Regions from separate parts of the Mus musculus genome. Here region 1 is linked to region 2. Evidence: chromatin loops called from intact Hi-C (ENCODE). Cell type or tissue: heart. All regions are shown on one strand. Each heading gives the region's core, and the rest is flanking DNA. Links, peaks and the distances in the headings are about the cores only.

Region 1 (2,904 bases), core at 241-2,740, 200 kb after region 2:
TGCACATAAAAAATTAACTAATTTTTCAACTAGTTTTTCCAAATGTAACCTCAATTGTTCTAAGTCAGGGTGCAATAGACTGTTTGTTCACAGAGCAGAGCAGAATCACCTAACTCAATATAGATGTGGGAGCAAATAAATTGTACAATAACAAGAACAATCTATTCTAGTAATTGTCATTTTTAGTAACTAAAACAAATCAAGATACATTGAAAAGTACTATATAAACCCTTTCAAAGGAAAATGAAAGGTACTAAGAGCTGTAATCTTTGTTTTTAACCATGTTAGGGACTTAACACAGGGAACTTCTACACTTGTACTACGAACCAATGGTGCCTATATAGTCCATACCACCGACAAAAAGATCCCTCTCTAATTTCCTCTAAGCTCTTCACGTGTCTAGGAAGACTCAACCACACCAATTTCTCACTAACACCCCTACCTTTTCAGTAGAAAAAACGAGATTAGTCAACCAAAAATTAAAAGGCATGGGAGCATACTTACTTTTTTGCCTTATACACATAAGCACATCTCTTGCCTAAGTAGAACTCCGTTTCATCTCGGGCATAAACGCCTTCAATTTTAAGAAGAGCCGTGTGCTCTCTTTGGTTCCGGAGACCTCGCTTGTAGCCAGCAAAAATGGCCTTGCACCACAGCCTAAGACAACGTTAAGAAAGACATGATGACTACCCCGTTACAACTTTTCATGTATCTTTTAGCAAGCCACCATGATTTGCTTTGTAGCAATTCCTACTCCAGCTATCTACAGCAGACCTCTCGTTCCCCTCCCGCATTACACTGAACTTTAGCTTCGCGTTTAATAGAACGAAACAGAAATGGAGAAAACGACTATTGTGAGATCGCGTACCTTCCAGACATACTTGCTGTTAGAAGTCCTGTTCCCAGCAGGCCTGAAAAACAAAACCGAGAGCTCAACCGAGAGTCATGCAGCACGCATCCCACCTGTCACTATTTCCCGGCGCGAGAGATGGCTTCAGTCGGCGTCCCAAGGATGGGGACCTCTTACCTACGCCCTGCCCCCTATAGAGGCAGAGCCTGGCAAAATACTCAGGGCTCCGACAACCAATGACAACGAACGACTCGGAATCGTGGGCAAAGGCCGGGTGGGAAGGCGACTCACCCGAGACTTAACTTCTCAAACCCCAAAAGGAACCCGGAGGCGAGCTCATGCCTCCATCAGTACAGAAAGCAGCTAACACAGGCGAGATCCGGCTCTGTGCGGGGAACCCAGCTCCCAGGGACCACCGCTCCCCGGGCCAGTAAGACCGGGGGAAATGCACCCATTCTCTCCTCCCGAGCCGGAGATCGACCGAGACCAGCGAGCTCTCCTCCCCCGGCCGGGGCCTCCACACCATCAGCCCGTCATCGCCTCCATCCCGCCCTCCATCCTCCTGGAATCCCCAGAAACCTCTGGCGGTCGGGTTCTCCGAGACGCCAGGTTGTCTCGGTGAGGGATGAAACTAAACGCACCCCAGCAATCGGGCCCCAAAGCTCAGCAGCAGGAACCCCCCTCACCTCCACAGGCGCCAAGATGGCGGAAAGAGGAAGGCAAGCCCCGCCGCGCGGCCTTGTGGGACGCACGCCCCGCCCCTCTCCGCGCTTAGGCCGCTCACACTGCGCCAGAAAGCAAAGGTCAGAGACAGAGAGAGAGGCTCGACTCAGCCAAGCCGCGCTCAAGAACTTTAAATTCTTTCCCTCCTGCCCTTTCGTCTTTGTAAGCGGCAACACGTATTATTTAGGAACAAGGAAAGGCAAAATCGTAGTCGACTAAGAAAGAATCAGGGGTCCTACTTAAAAAAAAAAAAGAGCTTGCGCGACGCGTTGCCATAGCTACCGATTAGTTTGGTTCCCGCCTCCAGCTGGGCTGGTAGAGAGGTAAGGAAAAGTTAAGTGTTTTCTCCTCTTCCTAGAATGGAGACTGGGATCCTACCATATAGGAGAGAAAAACCTGGAGCATGAAGGCAGGAGTTTCTCTTGATTTGTTCTTTTATTTTTTCCCATCTTTAATTTAACAAACAGGGTGTGGTAGCCGTTGCCCGTTAACCTCAGCATTTATTCCGGAGACTGAGGTAGGAGGATCACATCACAAATTCGAGGCTAGGCTAAGTTACATAGCAAGGCCCCATCTTAACAGCAACAAACATCCATGAGGCAAACCGCGGTCCCGGTGCTTGCTTGTAACCCCAGTATTCTAGCTGTGCGAGCAGGTGAATAGGACTTAAAAGACCATCCTCTGCTACATAGGGAGTGCCAGTCAGCCTGAGCTACATGAGACCCCATCTGAAAAAAAGGGAGACGATGTGAGGAAGTGAGAGATAGAAGATATCCTTCCATCCTTTCCCTGACTTGTCGGATGCAGATAAATTTTTTAAAATTCATTTATTTATTATATGTAAGTACACTATATCTGTCTTCAGACACTCCAGAAGAGGGAGCTAGATCTCGTTATGGCTCCATGTGGTTGCTGGGATTTGAACTCTGAACCTTCGGAAGAGCAGTCAGGTGCTCTTACCCACTGAGCCATCTCACCAGCCCACAGATAAATTTAATAGACTCAGATTTACAGTTCCTAACTTGTGCATTAATTAAGGCGAACTGATGGATCCATTCATTTAATCAGAGAGTAATTTATTGAATGACTACCACTACCAAGAATGCTGTAGGCTTGTAGGGCACCAGAGTAAACAGACTAAAACGTCTGCCCTCTTGCAGCCTACATGAGGGAGCAAGGATGGCATGTTGGCTCTGGTGTCTGTAATCCTTGCACTTAGAAGGTTGAAGTATGAAGATTGCTCTGTTTTAGGTCAGTAAGAGGTACATTATGTGTACACAGATATCCTGAGCTACAGAGTAAGAAATCTCATCCTTGCTCCCTCACTCCTC
Region 2 (2,904 bases), core at 306-2,805:
CTCTCCATGAACACAAGAGATAAATAAACCATGGACTACACAGAAAGACCAAACTATAAAGCCATAAAAATCAATTAGCTAAAACACTTTAGAGATGATAAATCCCAAAAGAAAGAAGACATATGGAAAATATTTCATTTATGAAACTTCAAAATTGAGTAAAAGTAAAGAATGTATTATTTAGAGATACAGTCATAAAGTAAGAGGAAGTATGGAAGCTCACATCTGTAATCCCATCACTAAGAATCAAGAGAAGGGCTGGGCGGTAGTGGCGTATGCCTTTAATCCCAGCATTTGGGAGGCAGAGGCAGGTGGATTTCTGAGTTCGAGGCCAGCCTGGTCTACAAAGTGAGTTCCAGGACAGCCAGGGTTATACAGAGAAACACTGTCTCGAAAAACCAAAAAACAAACAAACAAAAGAATCAAGAGAAGGATTCCCAAAACTTCCAGGCTAACCCAGGTAAAGGTGAGAACCTACCTAAACAGAGCAAAAATATCACAAAATGGTGGTTCTTGCCTGTAATCCAAGAAAATCAGGAGTTCCAGAATGCCCTGGGCTACATGAAATCTTGTCAAACAAAAACATATAGAATAGTCTAAGTCTGGGCTGGATAGACAGCTCAGTGATTAAGAACATTGTGTGGCTAGGTGTTGGTGGCACAAGCCTTTATTTCAGCACTCAGGAGGCAGAGGCAGGTGGATCTCTTGTGTTTGAGGCCTGCTGGGCCTACAGAGTGAGCTCTAAGACAGCCTTACGTGGCCTTGCAGAAGACGCAGATTCTGTTCACAGCATCCACCTGGTGGCTCCCAATCATGCTTACTGCCACTTCCAGAGGATCTAATGCCCTCTTCTGACCCTCACGGGCTCACAAATGACACATGTGCACACACACACACACACACACACACACACACATACACATGCACGCAGACAAAATACTCATACATACAAAATAAAATAAATCTTCAGAGTACATACTGCTCTTGTGAAGGACCCAAGCCCAGTTTTCAGGACCCATGTCAGGCAGTTCCTATAACTACAGCTCCAGACAGTCACACCCACAGTCACAGAGTGATACCCACACACAGATACATACAAAATAAAAAAGAAACTCATGTCAAAACTATGTATTAGGGCTGGCAAGATGGCTCAGCAAGTAAGAGCACTGACTGCTCTCCCGGAGGTCCTGAGTTCAAATCCCAGCAACCACATGGTGGCTCACAACTACCCATAATGAGATCTGATGCCCTCTTCTGGTGCATCTGAAGACAGCAACAGTGTACTTATGTATTATAATAATAAATAATTATTTAAAAAAAGAAAAAAAACTATGTATTAGCCAGGCATGCCTTTAATATCAAGGAGGCAGATCTCTGCATTGCAGGCCGACAATGTCTGGGGCTTGTAGGGAGGGCTACATATTATATGATGACAATTATAGGACATGCCTGAAAGGGAAAACAACAGGAATGAAGAAAAGAAAAAGGAAAGAACAACAGGAGAGGGACAGAGAAGAACAGGCAGCGTAGAGGATTTTTTAGGACACTTAAAAGTTCATGTGACAGTGTGTAAACTATGGACTTTGGGTGACAACCTGGCCTCACCGCGTATAACATAAACGAGTCTGGTAAGAAGCGTGGACAAGGCACAAGTCTGAATATGAGAACTGAGTATACGGGAAAATCTCCCCATTTCTCTTTCAATTCTACAGCGACCTTAAAACTGTTCTCAAAAATCAAAGTCTTAGCCGGGCGTGGTGGTGCACGCCTTTAATCCCAGCACTCCTGGGAGGGGAGAGGGCAGATTTCTGAGTTCGAGGCCAGCCTGGTCTACAGAGTGAGTTCCAGGACAGCCAGGGCTATATACAGAGAAACCCTGTCTCGAAAAAACACAAAACAAACAAACAAACAAAAAGTTAAAGTCTTTAACTTATAAGCACACATAAATGGTTTAAGTAGTCAAAACCTCCAACTGCTGAGAAGTTCCTGGTTAGCTCTCTCGAAACTTAGTCCTCTCTAGAGACGCATCAATCATAAAAATGTACGGGTTACCTTAGCATGAATACCTACTGGGGGTGAGGGGGCAACAGCAAAATGGCTGGACAGGGGCTGAGCAACTGAGGGTCAGGGAGTTCAAATACAGGGCGCTAATGAGTTTCCTAAACATTTGTTCATCAGAGTCTACAAATCCGTCACGACCCTTTGGATGGATGCACTCACAGATTGACAACGCGACACTCCCTTAACTCAAAAGGTGAGAAACACCAGTTATCACCGAGGGGCGGGGATTGCAGGAGGAAACATTATAACGACATTACAGCTAAATGGAGAGTTCAACAAATGTTTCTTCCTCTGTCCCTTCTCTTTAACGTGACGCTGATGTCTATTTCCCGACGTGTCCATAGGCCAAGCCCCCCTTACTGCGCACACTCGCCTCTCACCAAGGGTGTAGCCGCCTCCCAGCGACCCCCTCGGCCGGCCGGAAACAGCAGCGAGCCTCTTCAGGGCCAGACCCCGGGGGACGCGCCCACTGACACCGCGGGCCACGCCACCACGGACACGCGTGACAACGCCCACGCGGCGCTCCGGCACGCCGCGCCTGTGAGTCCATTTCCACTCCGCATCGGGTCATCCTCCGGTCTCGGGACCGCACCCACCAGACCCAGCCAGGGCGGCCCGGCCCGGCCCGCTAGGCCCGGCCCCAGACCGGAAGCCTCCGCCGCCCCTCTCCTCACCGTGTCGACCCCTGAGCCGTCTTCTCGGGTGCCCTCGTTCTCCTCACCGACCGCGGCCTCCAGCACAGCGCCAGGGCCACCCAGCGGCTCCAGGGGTCCAGGCTGCAAGAGCTTCTCGGGGTCCGGAGGTGCCTGCTCCATAGCTGTAGTTTGGCACCGCGAGTCCAGT

The links. Peaks named below come from ENCODE experiments on the same cell type or tissue, not always from the same donor. Only the 100,000 strongest peaks of a DNase experiment are listed, where the experiment ranks them.
Region 1: a loop joins it to region 2, with 3 times the contacts of the local background. A loop is called at or near these places in 2 of 42 quality-filtered maps.

What each region holds. Positions count from the first base shown.
Region 1 is chr16:33,055,143-33,058,046 of GRCm38, reverse strand. It overlaps Iqcg (IQ motif containing G), which reads left to right and starts at 1,861. Exons shown (of 11, transcript NM_178378.3): 1 at 1,861-1,896. Rpl35a (ribosomal protein L35A) reads right to left here and starts at 1,594. Exons shown (of 5, transcript NM_001130485.1): 1 at 1,537-1,594; 2 at 869-911; 3 at 505-657. The coding sequence starts at 879. In heart, for the core only: no CTCF peak of the experiment used is centred there; DNase peaks (open chromatin) are centred at 1,526 and 2,166; H3K4me3 peaks cover 2,120 bases; H3K27ac peaks cover 1,908 bases.
Region 2 is chr16:33,251,433-33,254,336 of GRCm38, reverse strand. Snx4 (sorting nexin 4) reads right to left here and starts at 2,881. Exons shown (of 14, transcript NM_080557.2): 1 at 2,736-2,881. The coding sequence starts at 2,876. In heart, for the core only: a CTCF peak has its summit at 1,282 (motif pointing left); no DNase peak of the experiment used is centred there; H3K4me3 peaks cover 1,254 bases; H3K27ac peaks cover 918 bases.